Linked DNA regions of Homo sapiens: region 2 is linked to region 1. A link is an interaction called in ENCODE POLR2A ChIA-PET data of the cell type or tissue named here. Cell type or tissue: A673. All regions are shown on one strand.

The links. Peaks named below come from ENCODE experiments on the same cell type or tissue, not always from the same donor. Only the 100,000 strongest peaks of a DNase experiment are listed, where the experiment ranks them.
Region 2: POLR2A ChIA-PET joins it to region 1 with 15 read pairs; 2 of 35 experiments call an interaction of 5 or more read pairs at or near these places.

What each region holds. Positions count from the first base shown.
Region 1 is chr15:61,485,580-61,493,579 of GRCh38, reverse strand. No RefSeq gene overlaps it. Among named protein-coding and RNA genes, the nearest start is that of LINC02349, 240 kb to the left of the region's middle. In A673, no CTCF peak of the experiment used is centred here; no DNase peak of the experiment used is centred here; H3K27me3 peaks cover 269 bases.
Region 2 is chr15:61,165,804-61,173,803 of GRCh38, reverse strand. All of the region lies in intron 1 of RORA (RAR related orphan receptor A), which reads left to right. Among named protein-coding and RNA genes, the nearest start is that of RORA, 59 kb to the left of the region's middle. RefSeq lists an enhancer at 1-271. In A673, CTCF peaks have their summits at 3,763 and 6,207 (motif pointing left); DNase peaks (open chromatin) are centred at 3,683 and 6,183; H3K27ac peaks cover 4,510 bases.

The DNA.
Region 1 (8,000 bases):
GGTCGCTGTAATATTTAAAATTCTTACATGTCCATGTTTTCGCCTAGTGTCTGGCATTCATACAGGAAGAAAGATAAGGGGAATATGCACTTCTGTAGGACAGCCGTAAGCACTACACATAGAGAAAATGCAGTATGTGGTGGAGACATTCAAAAGGAATTGGGACAACAGGAAAATCAATATGCAGACATTAGGGCTTCTACATTTTTTTTTTGTTTTTGTTTTTGTATTTTTAGTAGAGACAGCCACGGTAGAATCCACCGTGTTAGCCAGAATGGTCTTGATCTCCTGACCTCATGATCCTCCTGCCTCAGCCTCCCAAAGTGCTGGGATTACAGGCGTGAGCCTCTGAGCCCGGCTAGACATTAGGACTTCTAAGGCCATTCCATATGAAAGATAAGGAATATCTTGGTCCATTTTCTGTTGCTTATAGAAGAGTGCCTGAAACTGGGTAATTTATAAGAAATGAAATTTATTTCTTACAATTCTGGAGTCTGGGAAGTCCAAAGTTGATGAGGTACATTTGGAAGAGTCCTGAGGTAGTGCAGGACATCCCATGGCAAGGGGACTAAGCAGGCAAACCTGCTTACTCAGGTCTTTCTTCCTCTTTCTATAAAGTCACCGGTTCCCCTCCTATGATAACTCATTAGTCCATTAATCCACGAATGGATTAATGCATTCTTGAGGGCAGAGCTCTCGTGATCCAGTCACCTCTTAAAGGCCTCTCTTGATACTGCCACACTAGGGATTAAATTTCAACGTGAGTTTTGGAGGGGACATGCACACCACAGCAAGGAAACATATCAAATCCCTGCTCAAACATAGAAGAAAAAATAGCAACTTTTAAGGCCGTACTCCCACATAGCTCACCCAATTCTGATTGAGAACTTTCTTTCTAAACCCTTGGAGAAATATCCACTGATCTTTTTCCTCTTTGGTTTCTCATTTGTTTTCATGTTTAGAAAAGCCTTCTCTAACCAAAGGTCATTTCAAAAAATTCATCTGTATTTCTCCTAGCTTTATAGATTGATTTTTCACCTTTAGCTCATTAATTCATCTTTGCAATTGGTGCGTTATTATTATCCTTTCCATTTTTCAGAAGACAACATGAAAGCTCAGAAATGATTTTAAAAGTTTGGCTCCAAGTCAGATCTGATTCTGAATCAGTTACCCTAGGATATGAATTTGATTTTCAATCATGGTAGCTTCATACAAGTCCTGCCATCATAGGAAGTGGGCTGTGGCCTGGCATGGGCCAAAGACAAGGATGAGAATAATGTTTGGCACAGCAAACCCCCCTCCAGCCAGTGCAGCCACAGTGATTGAGAAATGTTCAGACTCTGGCCAGGGAAGCGAGCTGTGTCCCGCCCTAAGGACAAAGTGGGGGGCCACCATGTAAGTGTTCAAACTTCAACACAGCCTTTTCCAGGAGGGATCTGTGGAATCTTCTAATATTTTGTGTCTAATTATTTTTCTACTTAATGCATACCTTAGCTTTTCAAGAAACTATAGGACTAGTTGTCTTTCAAAGGTAAAATCTTTCCATAAACAGTGGATACAAAAGAAATGAATCAATCTCAGTTGTATGAATTGAACATTTTATTCTAGTGCTTGTTACAGCCTATTCAATAAAAAAATATTTTCAGCTTTCAGAAAAGTGCTTCATTCAATGTCGGGAGATGTTGGGAAACATTATACCATGAAAAAAAATAGGCTAGTGTCATAAGTTTACTTCTACCTTTTCCAACATCATTTTGCTAACTAGAAATGTGGACACACAAGTACTCTTTGGTCTAAGAGTGACTCAATATTAAATGTGTCAATTTATCAATACAGAGGCTTACAAAAGGACTGAGGAAGGATTTCTTTATGTTGTTTGAAAAGTGGAATTTAAGATTTTAATCAATAAATCTGTACTTGGTGTATTGGATTTTTATTAAGGAGAAGGAAAGTGTTGCCCTAATTAAAACTCAACTGTGCAATTGTTCTTTCTTCCTTGAGAATGGAGAACAGAGAGAAGAATGGAGAACTTGAGAATGGAGAACAGAGAGAAGTAGTTAAATAGAAAGACTCCACTTTATAGACACCCTCTTGATAGCTCATTCATAAGAATGCATGGTTCTTAAGGTATAAACATAGGATACTCAGTTTTGCTTTGACTGTTTTTATTTTTCTGTGGTAGGGATAAATTGCAAATTGTTTTGGACACTATCTCTTAACCCATTCCCGTGAGCAAAGCACATTTTTCTGTAAGATGACTAAGCTAATTAAATTAGTAAAATATAACTTAACAAACATGGCCAGTGTTCCAAATTAATATGCATGGTCTGCAAATCGCTCATTCATTCATTCATCAAACACTTAGCAAACATGTAAATAAGTCAGCCACTCGGCAAGACACATGGAATACAAAAATTCAGACAACTGCTCTCCAAGAGCTCATAGCCTAATAAGATATCTTGATGAGTGAGATATGAAGTGATACATGCTATAACAGAAGCACATATAAAGTATTAAGACAGAATAGAGGAGGGAGAGGCCAATCTGTCTGGGGAGAGTCAGGGAAGGTTTCACAGAGAAGATAATATTTGGGTTGAGACGTAAAGAAAGAGAGGGAGCTCACCAGTTTTAGCAGCATGATATGAACTTTCAAGGAACAGAGAACAATGTATTCAGAACTGAGTATTCTTAAAAGACAGTGGTATGTTTGGAGAATAGTCAGTCTGGTTTTAGAGTGTAGTGAACTTACTTTGGGGACAGACAGCAAAGGAGACTGAAAAAGTGAATTGAGGCCTAGATCAGGGTTGGTAATGTAAAAACAGTAAATGTGGCCGGGTGTGGTGGCTCATGCCTGTAATCCCAGCAGTTTGGGAGGCCGAGGCGGGTGGATCACGACGTCAGGAGATCGAGACCATCCTGGCTAACATGGTGAAACCCCGTCTCCACTAAAAAAAAAAAAAAATACAAAAAATTAGCTGGCTGTGGTGGTGGGCGCCTGCAGTCCCAGCTCCTTAGGAGGCTGAGGCAGGAGAATGGTGTGAACCCAGGAGGCAGAGCTTGCAGTGAGCCGAGATTGTGCCACTGCACTCCAGCCTGGGCGACAGAGCAAGACTCTGTCTAAAAAACAAAACAAAACAAAACAAAAAAACCAGTAAATGTTTCTGGCTTTGGGGAGACTTACTCAACTCTACCCTTGTATGAAAGCTGTCATAGACAATACACAAATGAATAGGCGTGGCTATGTTCTAATAAAACTTTACAAGAAGAGTTGGTGGGTCAGATTTGGCACGTAGGCTGTAGTTTGCCAATCCATTGGCTAGAATGTGAAGAGTCTTTTAATGTTACGTTACAAATTTAAGTCCTATCTTGTGGGCATCTTTAAGCATAAGATGATCAAATGTATTCTCTAGGAGCTTAACTTTGCATCGTCATGGAGTCAAAATGGAAGTGGATATGGATGTTAGGACAATGAGTGCTGGGGGAGAGATATGGAGGAGGTAGAAAAAGGGCCCTATGTTTGAAGTATGTAGTTCCAAAGTAAGATGGGCAGGTATTGAAGGTAAAGTGGGGAGGGAAAGGCTGATGTTAACTTTTCTCTGAAGTCTCCCCTATGTGTCTTGACAATCAATACAGAGAGAGTGGGATTTTTCACCCCTACAGCCCAATTATTTTTGAAGCTATTTTAAAGATAAAACCAGTAAATCAGCCCATGAGGTCTGTATCTAAAATAGGAATTATCTGGGTTTAGGCCTTCGGTCTTATTCCAGTGATTAAGCTCTAAGTTAGGAAATTCTTGGAATTGGCCTCAGATGTGGCCAAGCCAAAGACCAGCAGATCAGTTTCCCTGCTGAATCACTGACAATAAACACTGTTTTCTGAAAAGTCCTTGGCAATCTTGGAAGCTAAGTAGTTGGTATAAAGAAAAGACAAATTTCATTGGCTTTTTAAAAATGCTTTTTTCATTTACATTCTTGTTTTACAATCTTTTCATGGATATTAAATGTTCCAAATGGTTATATTTTGACTATGAGATGTCCAGAGTACACTGGAACTTAAATCAGTGACAAGACTCAGAATTGAAATTAGCATATCATAAATTTCTTAGTAATCTGTCTGTCCCTAGGCACCTGGCCTTGTCATCATCTGTTTAAATCCTATGATTTACTCTTCACCCCTCCTCTGCTATCCCACCTCCACTTTTGTTTTAATAGACAGCAGTCAACTCTTCTAGACAGGACGTTTTTCTTCACCATTAATGTTTTGGTTTAGTCTTGTAGACATAGATCAACTCAGAGGTTTCCCGAAACAGGTTTTTTTTTTTTGATGGAGTTCCGCTCTTGTCACCCAGGCTAGAGTGCAATGGAGCAATCTCAGCTCACTGCAACCTCTGCTTCCCAGGTTCAATCTATTCTCCTGGCTCAGCCTCCTGAGTAGCTGGGACTATCGGCACGCACCACCACTTCCGACTAATTTTTTTGGATTTTTAGTAGAGATGGGGTTTCATCATGTTGGCCAGGCTGGTCTCAAATTCCTAACCTCAGGCTATCCACCTGCCTTGGCCTCCCAAAGCACTAAGGTTACAGGCATGTGCCACCACTCCTGGCCCTGAAACAACTTTTAAGAACAGAGATATTTGGCTTTGGTCATTGTTTTTAAAATGTGACTCATCAGTCAGCCTCACTTGAGCACTTTACCTCTGTTTTTGTCATTACCAATTGCTGGCTTTAGGACTTCAGTCTTCCCTTGTCTTGGGTTCCATTGTGGTGGCCATCTTGCTTTGTGGGATTTTTGAGAGCCCAAGACTTCTTTGTCTCCTGAAGGTATCAACTGGTGACCCTGAGAACCTGAGCGTCACAGAGCTACAGGTGGGTGTGCTTGATTACTTTGTCTTCTGTTCCTTGGAAGATACAGATCACCTCACAACTTCAACCTAAGTTACAAACACTAAATAATAAGTGAACATAGGTAGAATTTATGCATGGAAATCTTTCCTCTGTAAGTTACCCGTATGTCAATAAGAAAATTGTGGCTTATGCATTCAAATGTATGCACTGTTTTCTTGATGAGATATATACGTAATTCAAGTACTTTTTTCCCAGGGACTTAGCTTTCAAAATTAAGGATAAGAACAAACACTAGGCTGGTTTTTTTTTTTTTTTTTTTTTTAGACGGAATCTCACTCTGTCGCCCAGGCTGGAGTGCAGTGGCGCGATCTCGGCTCACTGCAAGCTCTGCCTCCCAGGTTCAGGCCATTCTCCTGCCTCAGCCTCCCGAGTAGCTGGGACTTCAGGCACCTGCAATCACACCCAGCTAATTTTTTGTATTTTTAGTAGAGACGGGGTTTCACCGTGTTTTTTTAAATGGTTTAATTTAACTAAAAATCTTATATAATAGAAAGACTTTTAGGACAATGTACTAAAAATATTTTACAGAGAAAGACCCAAATGTAACTAGTGTTAGGAGTTAGAGAAATAGGTTCTTGTTTCAATCACTACCAAAAATTGTGTGTATGGCAAGGTATGTAATTTATTATTTGCATGATAATAAGGTTGGAGTCCCAAACAACTCTTAAAACATTATATTTATTTGTGTATATAATTACAACTTTTAAAATTTGATAGTGCACTCAAATAACTGTTCATACTAATTGTGTAGCAAAAGTCATCTAAAATGAAACCTGATTGAGAAATTCAATATTAGCCTACAAAATTATTCTAAGCTATTTCTGTCTTATGGGTAGAAGCATTCTACAACATAGTGCTATGCAAAAAAGATAGATGGTCCAGTAACTTCTTCTTAAGTCTTATGATAGATTACATTATTGCTTCTTTTCCTGTTCCTATGATAAAGAAACTATTCAGACATTCAGATAACTAAGGTAGAGAAGTGAAATTTAGTGTTCCTCAGTGTTACCCTAAAACCACCTGCATTCAAATCACCTATCTATTTTTTTCACTGAATACTTCTGGCTCCCATCTTAGACCTACAGAGCTCAAATCTCTAAGAGTGGAGTGTGGTGCTTTGAATTTTAAACAAGAACTCCAGGTGATTTTTGTGCAAACTCAAGTTCTAGAACCAGCAGTTCAGTTGTAAAGGGCTAGAGTTAACTGATTACGGGCTTTGGAGTCTAGTAGACTCACTGTAAAAATGACAGTAATTAAACTACTAGAAGAAAACATTGGGGAAATGCTTCAGGACATGGATCTGGGCAAACATTTCTTGAGTAAAACTTCAAAAACACAGACAACCAAAGCAAAAATTGACAAATGATTATATCAAGCTCAAAAAGCTGCTGTACAGCAAAGGAAACAATTGACAAAGTGAAGAGGCAACCTACGGAATGGGAGAGAATATTTGCAAACTATTCATCTGACATGGAATTAACAACTAAAATATATAAGGAACTCAAACAACTCAACAGCAATAATAAGAATTTGATTTTAAAAAGGGCAAAAGATCTGAATAGACATTTCTCAAAAGACATACAAATGGCCAACATGAATATGAAAAAAATGCTAAACATCACTAATCATCAGGGAAATACAAATCAAAACCACAGTGAGGTATCATTTTAACCCAGTTAAAATGGCTATCAAAATGACAGAAAATAACAAATGCTGGCAAGGATACAGAGAAAGGGGAATGAACCTATACTGATAGTGAGAGTGCAAATTAGTACAGCCACTATGGAAAACGGCGTGGAGGGTCCTTTGGAAACTAAAATTAGAACTACCATATGATCCAGCAATCCCTCTGCTGGGTATATAACAAAAGAAAGGTAATCAGTATATCAAAGAGATATCTGTACTCCCATATTTATTGCAGCACTCTTCACAATAGCCAAGGTTTCGAAGCAACCTAAGTGTCCATCAACAGATGAATGGAAAAAGAAAATGTGGTAAATATACACAATGGAATATTATTTAGTCGTTCAAAATAATGAAATCCTGTCATTTGCAGCAACATGGATGAAACTGGAAGACATACGTTCAGTGAAATAAGCCAGGCACAAAAAGACAAATATCAAATGTTAGCATTCTCATGTGGAAGGTAACAAATTGATTCCATGCAGGTAGAGAATAGAATGGTGGTTACTAGAGGCAGTGGAGGGTAGTGAGGAGGAGGGAATAAAGAGTGGTTGACTAATGGATCCAAAAATACAGTTCAATAGGAATAAGATGTAGGATTCAGCAGCATCGTAGGATGACTATGGTTAACAATAGTTTATCACAAATTCTAAAATCGCTGGAGGAGAAGATTTAGAATGCTTCCAACACAAGGAAATGACAAATGCTTAAGGTGATGGATATCCCAATTACCCGGATTTGATCATTCCACCCTGAATGCTTGCATAAAAATATCATCTAGGCCAGGCATGATGGCTCACACCCATAATCCCAGCACTTTGGGAGGCTGAGGTGGGTGGATCACTTGAGGTCAGGAGTTCAAGACCAGCCTGTCCAACGTGGCAAAACCCCGTCTCTACTAAAAATACAAAAAAGTTAGCTGGGTGTGGTGGCGTGCGCCTGTAGTCTCAGCTAGTTGGGAGGCTGAGGTGGGAGAATCACTTAAGCCTGGGAGGCAGAAGTTGCAGTGAGCTGAGATCACACCACTGGGCCACAGAGTGAGACTCTGTCTCCAAAAAACAAACAAAAAAATCACATGTATCCCATAAACTTGTACAACTATTGTGTATCCATAGGAATAATAATAAATGATAAACTCCACATCACTTTTTAAAAACTCCACATCATATTTTAAAAATCACAGGGTTGGGAGGCTTCAGGTGCCTGACACATGGTAAATACTCAGTGTATGATAGTTATTAATGTCATAATTTTTCATCTCAGTCATTTAAATATTTGACCTGATTCTCCATTTTCTAAGTGGAGAAAGAACTTAGTTTTGTGTCATAAATCTTTATCATTCCAAATGATGCTTGATAACTTGGCATGCCTCTTCTGACTGTAGGTCTTCCTTCCTCAGAGTGAGCTTCTCAA
Region 2 (8,000 bases), 320 kb after region 1:
CATGCCTATAGTCCCAGCTACTCGGGAGGCTGAGGTGTGAGGATCTCTTGAATCTGGGAGGTTGAGGTCGCAGTGAGCCGTGGTCACGCCACTGCACTCCAGCCTGGGTGGCAGAGCAGGACCCCATCTCACACACTCAAAAAAAGAGGCTTGAATGTCATTCCGTATTTTGATTTTATTTGACTTGTTATTCCAGAGCATCAGACGATATTTTTAACTAGGTGTTTTGTGCAGACCTAGAAGATTCACATGGCAAATGATGTTCAGGTGGGTCTAGGTCAGTGATTTCTAATGTGAGGTCCAGGACAGCTAGGGGTCCATGAAGACCTGAATGGGTTGCCTGAAACTATTTTATGTGCTTAAAAAATTCCAACACAAGTTATGCATTTATCCTTCCTAAGTTTTAAAATAGTTTAAACAGTTTTCTCTTTAATATGGAACTGTATTAACATAATATGGTGAATGGATGAATTCAGGCTGCACAGTGCAGTGGTTAAAAGCATGGACTTTGAAGACAGATCTGGATTTTAGATTTGTACCACCACTTTCAAGCTGCAAGATCTTGAGCAAGTTACTGCACTGCTGTGATCCAGTTTTCCTGTATATAAAGTGGGGGTAATAGTGGTACCCAGCTCATAGGATTGAGATGAGGATTACATGAGAGGATCCTCGTACAGTGCCTAGTAGAAAGAAAATGTTCAAAAATGTTATTAATACCAGGAAAGAGAGATGGAAAAGGAAAAATAAAATAAAATTTAAAAACCACAAAAATGTTATCAATATTAAGCTGTCTCATGGAAAAATAATTATATATGACTACAGGTAATTTTGTTTGGTAGCAAAACTCAGGAAATAGTAATAACGCAGGAGGCTTGAAGGTGAAAAACTTGCAGAGGCTTCTCAAAGGACTTGCTTGGACACAGCATCTACAGCAGAGAGCAAAGACATGCCTTTTTTTTAGCTCCTCCCAGCCCAGGATACATGCTCCTTAGGGGACCCTTAGACTTAAGCTCTGCCTCTGAAGTGTGATTTACCCTGGAAATGATTCTAACGGAAAATAGTAGAAAACTGCTTTCCAGGAGAAGAATCAAAGGAGAGTATGTATTTACTTTGGGCGATTTTCCCATTGTACTGGTTATATTGCCAAGAAGTTAAAAATAGTGGTGATAAGCAGTCTCTGAATTGGTCCCTCCTGAGGTGGCAAGGGTCAACTGAAAGTAGGATCATTCCTCCGGGGCCCTGAGACCTATCCCCCTTGAACTCTGTTTTGAGAGCCCCTGGTGGAGCATCTGTGGGCTGCTGTCCTGGGATCTGCATATACTACCTGAGTTTCCCTCCTGTCTTATCAATTCCTCAGACTTGTTCTTGGCCTCTGTTAAGCCAACCGATTTTAGATGGCCTCATCCTTTAAATATGCTATTTATAACCACTAATTTATGTTTTCATGATACTTCATGTAGCAGCTGGCCTTTGTGCCACCGTAAGAAAGGAATAATGAAATACGTGGTATTTATATGGGTGGCTATAGTGTTTGTCATTTCGTATATGGATTGCTATTGTAGGAAGCATGAAAAATTGCAAAGGGTATTTTTTTCTCTTAAAGATAAGCTCCAGTGTATTAAATATTCATCTGCTGTGTAAGGACACTATACCATTTTTTTTTGTTTCTTCATCCTTATTTTCTCATGGAAATATATTCAGATGTCTACAATATATATTGTTCTCATAAAATGCTTCTCACTGCAACTGGTCCCCTGAGCAAGACTTAACATCTTCATCAACAGCTGTTACAAAATATGCTAATGTGCATGCCCTTCAGCCTATAGGGTCACATCTAAATAACACCACTGAAGCACACTTGAGAACTTGAACCCTGGCAAGCCTTGACTTTGAGCTGCAGGGTGAGATGTTGAGGATCGGTGTCCCAAAGAACCTTTGCCCTTTTAAAGGCATCGTTCCTCTCCCCAGCTGCCTCATTTTCAAAGGCAACGTTTTGTGTCTTGCATTTTATTGTTTGGCTGAGCTGAAGATACAGGGAGGACAGATGACCCAGGCCTCTCTGCTAAAGATGTAGCCAGTAAAGCTAAGATTCCCAATGGGGGCCACCTCCAGGAGCAGTGGAGGAAAGTGAGCGATGTGTCATAGGTTATGGGGAGACTGCCCCTCTGCTGGGAATTATTAGTCAAGTAGGGCTAGCAGCTCTGCAGAAGTCCAGAAGTGGAGTGGGTGGGGACCAGTGAGTGTTAATACCCCACATCTGAGCAGTGTATTCTCCTTTAATAAATTTACTTCCGGATCCCTGCAGAGGGGTGGTTCTTAGGGTGTGGGCCTGGATTAGCAGAATCAGCATCACCTGGGTTCTTATTTGAAATGCAAATACAGACCTACTGAACTCTGGGGGTGGGGCCAACAGTCTGGCTTAGCAGGCTCTCCAGGTCATTGTGACACATGCCAGGGCTGAGAACCATTGCCCCAGAAGCACTTAGGCCTCTCATTGGGCTCTCCTGTTCCTAGCAAGATCACAAGGATGGCATAGCCCACCCACCGTGTGCCCCTGGATGGGTGTAGGGCTGTGGAGGACACCGGAGAAGCAAGAACTTGATTTCTGCCCTGAAAGCCAAGTGTGCCAGCTGCCCGTGGGGCAGGTCTGGTGTAGTTTTGATGATCAGAGTGAGTATGAGCCAGCATGTCGCCAAGTCCTGGAGCCTGGAAAGAGGGCGGGCTTAAATCAGACAATAGCAAATTCAAATCCTGCCTTTGCTAGTGACCAGCTGAACAATCTGACCAAATTGTGTAACCTAAGTCTTACTGTCGTCACCTGTAAAGTAAGGCGGTAACATCTACCAGAAACGACTATTGTGAGGAATGGAAAGTATGGTATCTAGAGGGTGCCCAGTAAACATTTGTTTTTAAAACGAAGAGTGAGGATATGAAACTGTAAAAGGATGTGTCTGTGCACTATCCAGCCCCAATTACGCTTCCATTTGCTTTCATTCAAGGTTGATCCAAATGGCTCTGCTTTACCTAACTAAGCATTAACAACCACTTCTCTTTTGACTGCTAGTGCTGGTATTGGTATATTGATATAATCATGGCTGTATATTTGGAGCACTTACAATGTGCCAGGATTGTGCTGAAAAATACACATATATGCTCTTTTTATATTTTCATAATGGTTTTATGAGAGAAGTATGGCAGGCAAAATAGCGAAGTCCATACCCCAATCCCTAGAGCCTGGCAATCTGTTACCTTGCATGGAAAGCGACCTTGCACATGCGATTCAGTTAGGACCTTGAGTTGGGAGATGATCCTGGATTAACTAGGCGAGCTCAGTGTAATTACAGGTCCTTATAAGAGGCGGGCAGGAGAGTCAGAGTGAAAGAAGGAGATTTAATGACAAAAGCACAGGACACACAAACAGGAAGAGAAAGATTTGAAGACGCTACACTGCTGGCTTTGAAAGTGGAAGAAAGGGCAAAGAGAATGCAGGTGGCCTGCAGAAAGTAGAAAACGCAAGAAAACAGATTTCTCCCTACAGCTTTCAGAAGAAATACAAGCCTGCCAACTCCTTGATTTGAAGACTTCTGACTTTCAGAACAGTTAGTAGATTTGTGTTGATTTAAGCCACTGCATTTATGGTAATTGATCACTGCAGCCACAGGAAACCAATACAGGAAGTCTTATGACTCAACCCACTTGACAAATGAGGAAACTGGGGATCAGCAAGGCACAGCAGCTCACCTTGGGTCACACAGCTAGGAGGCAGTGCAGAAGTAAACACACCCACATCCAATTCTAGTACACACGCTTAGAACTATTATGATGGACACGGTGCCTCTGGGAGTAGGTGTCCTGCAGAGTGAGGACTGCCTTCTGGGGGTTCTTTTCAATTTTACCATCCTGATAGGGTCAACAGAAAGGTCCACCCTGGGATGCTGCCCAAGGAACATCATACTTCCTGATGAAATCCAATGAATTTTTCTTCCCAGGTGCCCTGTACCAGGAATGTGAGCTGTTTCTTTTTTTTCTGAGGCCGTTTGTAAGGAAGACAGTTGCTGGGGGGTTTGAAGGAAAAACAGGAAGTGGCTTCAGCATCCAATGCAAATCAATCAACTGCTGGAAGAAGGGCCAAGAAAAGAAAGCTTTTTTTTTTTTTTTTTCATGAAAATGGAAAAACGAAACCAAGCCACAGACAACAATAAAGAAACATCAAGGCTAGAAAGGCTGGAGAAGGCCTCAGCATGGACTAGCTCCCTGCTGAAGCCGTGGTGTTTACGTCCCGTGTGAGGAGGAGGCAGAGAGGGGGTACCACTCTTCCTCTCACTTAACAAGGTTATCCTCTGCTGCCACAGAAGAGGAACCTGCAGAAGAGGAGGCAGAGCTGGCCACCAAGAGAGAAGCTGTAGGCAGAGGATACCAGGCAGAGAGGTATCATCGGGACCCCAAAGAGCCAAGCTCCAGATTGAAAGTATTTTTTAGCATCAACGTCAAGCCAGGGCCTTAAAAGACGCCAGACTTTTTTTTTTTTTTTCCAAGCTGTGTACAGGGCTGTAAGAGTGCAAGGCCCAGAATGGCAAGGGTTAAGGCGAAGGGAGGCTGGATTCCCCATTCAGTTCCACAGATGCCTGGCGTCTGCAGGGGACTTGGCATATGCTAGGGGATCCCTGGGGCCAGTCAGAGGAGTCAGGCCAGCCCTGCCTTCAGGAGTGTTCTTATGCTCTGGCAGGGGGAATACAGCAAGTTCCCAAGCTCCTTTAAGGTGAGATCCAGCAGGATGGAGGCACAGGAAGGTACAAAGAGTGGTGTGGCTTGGAGGGAGAAAGAAATCACATCAACTGAGTGGATAGAAATGAGTAATAATTGAGAGGTCACTCCAAGGCAGGTTCCAAGCTAGAAATGATCAGATGAGTGATCTCATTTAGGCTGTCAGAGACTTTGGGAGGTAAGCATTACACCCATGCAGCTTGGGCTCAGAGAGGTTAAACAACTTGCCCAAACACAGCTAGCACCTGCTAGAACTAGGACTGAATCTCGGTGTTTTGATTTCAAGCCCAGCATACTGTCCACCAGACTGAGCAGACTCCTGGTGAGGGGAACCATAAAACGCTTCATGTATCATTTAATGACAAGGAAAGATGTTCAAGAGAAATAGCTAAGTAGATAAGGCAGGTTATGTGATCTAGCGCTCATTAAGACACACGTTTTTATTTATCCTAAAAATATCAAGATTAATATATAATACAAGGGCCAGGCACAGTGGCTCACACCTGTAATCCCAGCACTTTGGGAGGCCGAGGTGGGCAGATAACTTGAGCTCAGGAGTTCGGGAACAGCCTGGCTAACATGGCGAAACCCTGTCTCTACTAATTACAAAATTACTATTTTGTAATTTTGTAAAAATACAAAAATTAGTTGGGCATGGTGGTGCATACCTGTAGTCTCACCTAGTAGGGAGGGTGAGGCAAGAGAATCGCTTGAACCCAGAAGGTGGAGGTTGCAGTGAGCCAAGATCACGCCACGGCACTCCAGCCTGGACAACAGAGCAAGACTCCGTCTCAAAATACATACACACACACACACACACACGCACGCACGCACGCGCGTGTATATATGTGTATATATGTAATGATTTACATATATATGTATATGTATGTATATATGTGTATATATGTATGTTTTTAATATATATTATATATATACATTACAAGTTTTCTACAGGAAACAACACTCAGCATATTCCTAAATACTAGTAGAACTCTGGGCTTTTACAACTGTTTGGTGGAGTTTTGTCTGAGCAAGTTTCCAGATGTTTTATAGGTGCCTGAAAAGGTAGGTGAACATCAGGGGATATCCCCAAGAGCAAATATACAGAAGCAAGAAATGTTAGAACCATCTTTGCATCTGTGTGAATGTGCAGGAAACATGCATTGAAGTGTGGCTGTAATACAGGGACTGTGTAGGAGAGTGGTGGGTGGGGTGGGACCACCTTGGAGGGTCCTGAATGCCACATTAAAAGATTTCGGTTCTACAGATTATGAAGGACCTAACCCAGAGGTGGTGGTTGAGATGCTGTATTAAAAGTAACACCTTAAATGTGGCAGGGGATTAAGTGAGATCTAAATTTGAAAGGTTGGTTTTCAACATAAGTGTGGGGAAAGCTCCCTGATGCCAACCTTGCTGGTCCTGAATTGTGGCACACTGTCACCACCTGGTGGTCACATAGCCAAATTGTAGGGCTAATGGATTTAGCCAGAGTCCTGGTTGTAGAGAAATTTCTTCATAAAAAAAAAAAAAAAAAAAAAAAAAAAAAAAAAAAAAAAATCCTGGTCAAATTATTTGCATCCTTTAAAGAGTTCTAAAGGCTTATAAATATCTGGATAAGGATCTCAATGTTTATTATTAACCTGAGTGTCTGTAATAATGTGGACACATTCTTTAAGTAACTCAAAATTGTTCAAACCTAGCAGACAAAGAACATTGTCATTTTCTGGACTATATGAATATCAGGATCCATCTGGAAGTTGAAAAGACTCAATAGCTTTGAGATTTGTAATGAAGGAAAAAAAAATCTTTTAAAGTAATTCCTAGCAGGTTGACATTTAAGAGACTTAACTGCTGAGTACCGAGTGAAGAGTGATTTTTACAGAAGCTCTCGTTTCAGCTGATTCCAGGGCCTGATTAGATGTCATTACAAGAAGAACTGGATTTTGAACAGAGAAGCATTAGGGGTGCAGCCGATTCTGTGATTTTGTGTATGTGTGTCACTGCAGTTTGAGACATCTGGCAACTACAACTTCTTTGTCATTGTCTACTGTAATTCCAGAGAGGGCAGGTCTTAAGAAGGGGTGAGCATAGCTGGGCTCAGATAATTGTTGGTGAGTAGGTTGTGGGGATGAGGATGGGGAAAAGTAATCTAATTATGGAGATGTACATGAGAATGGAGTCTTTATTACCATGCTGGCCACTGGCAAGCATTGTAGCTGTGGATAACATGTGGATAACATGTAAAGGGTATGTTCTGCTTCACAAGTAGTGCTCTGTGTGGTGGGATGAGCACTGTGCTAGGAGTCCTGAGGTCCAGATCCTAGCTCTGGCTCTCCCTCTAACAGAGGGAGACTCCCTCTGTGACTTTTGGAAAGATGACCTCTCTGAGGCCACATATTCTTTAGCTGTAAAACTTGGTTTTATATTTCCCCTTCCTATAATATCATGCTGCTGTGAGATTCAAACAAAAAGCACTGGGTAAATATAAGGTGATATAACGGTTGTCAATGGATGTGCAATTACGTTTGAAAAGTCCAAATGTTGTGTAAGATTAACTACTCCTCTCCTGCCTCATCCCTTTTCTTCTGTTCTTCTGCCTGCTCCTGTTCTGTGTCTGTTCATGTTTTTATTCCTATTGCTGTCCCTGGGCCCTCCTCTCTAAACAGATTCACAAGGCTGACGTGGGGAAATTATTCTGGTATTCCAAGAGACATGTTCATCTGTGTCTTTCTGGTGCTTGGGCATGTTGTAGGTATTTAGTAGAAACTGGTCAGTTTAATAGATCGTGAATACTGTCAGTGTCTTTCTTGCATCTTCATCGAGGTCCTCAGTAACCTCTTAAGGAAAGAGTTCTTGAAATGTTTCAGTCTTTTAAAAAAAAAAGTGAAAGATGGCATCAGTCTTTACGTTTGCTACATTTCTCTTCCACATACTGGAATATCCTTTCATTGGGCTGATGCCCCCCACTCAGAAGAGTTTGAAAATCTTGCACCTGATGGCAGCCCTGCATGCATTAAGAGTAAAGGTTTCAGAGTCCCACATCGAGCTCAGGTCAGACTTCTGCCACTTAGGTCTATGTGGCCTTGGACAAGTTACTTCATCATCCTGGGCTTCACATTTTGTATCTGTAAGCTGAAAATCTATAAACCACAGATAGTAGTTGTGGGGATTAAATGAGGTCTCTGCAAGTGTCTGGAGTAAGGGGTAGATATTATTAATGTTTGTAAGGCAGGCCT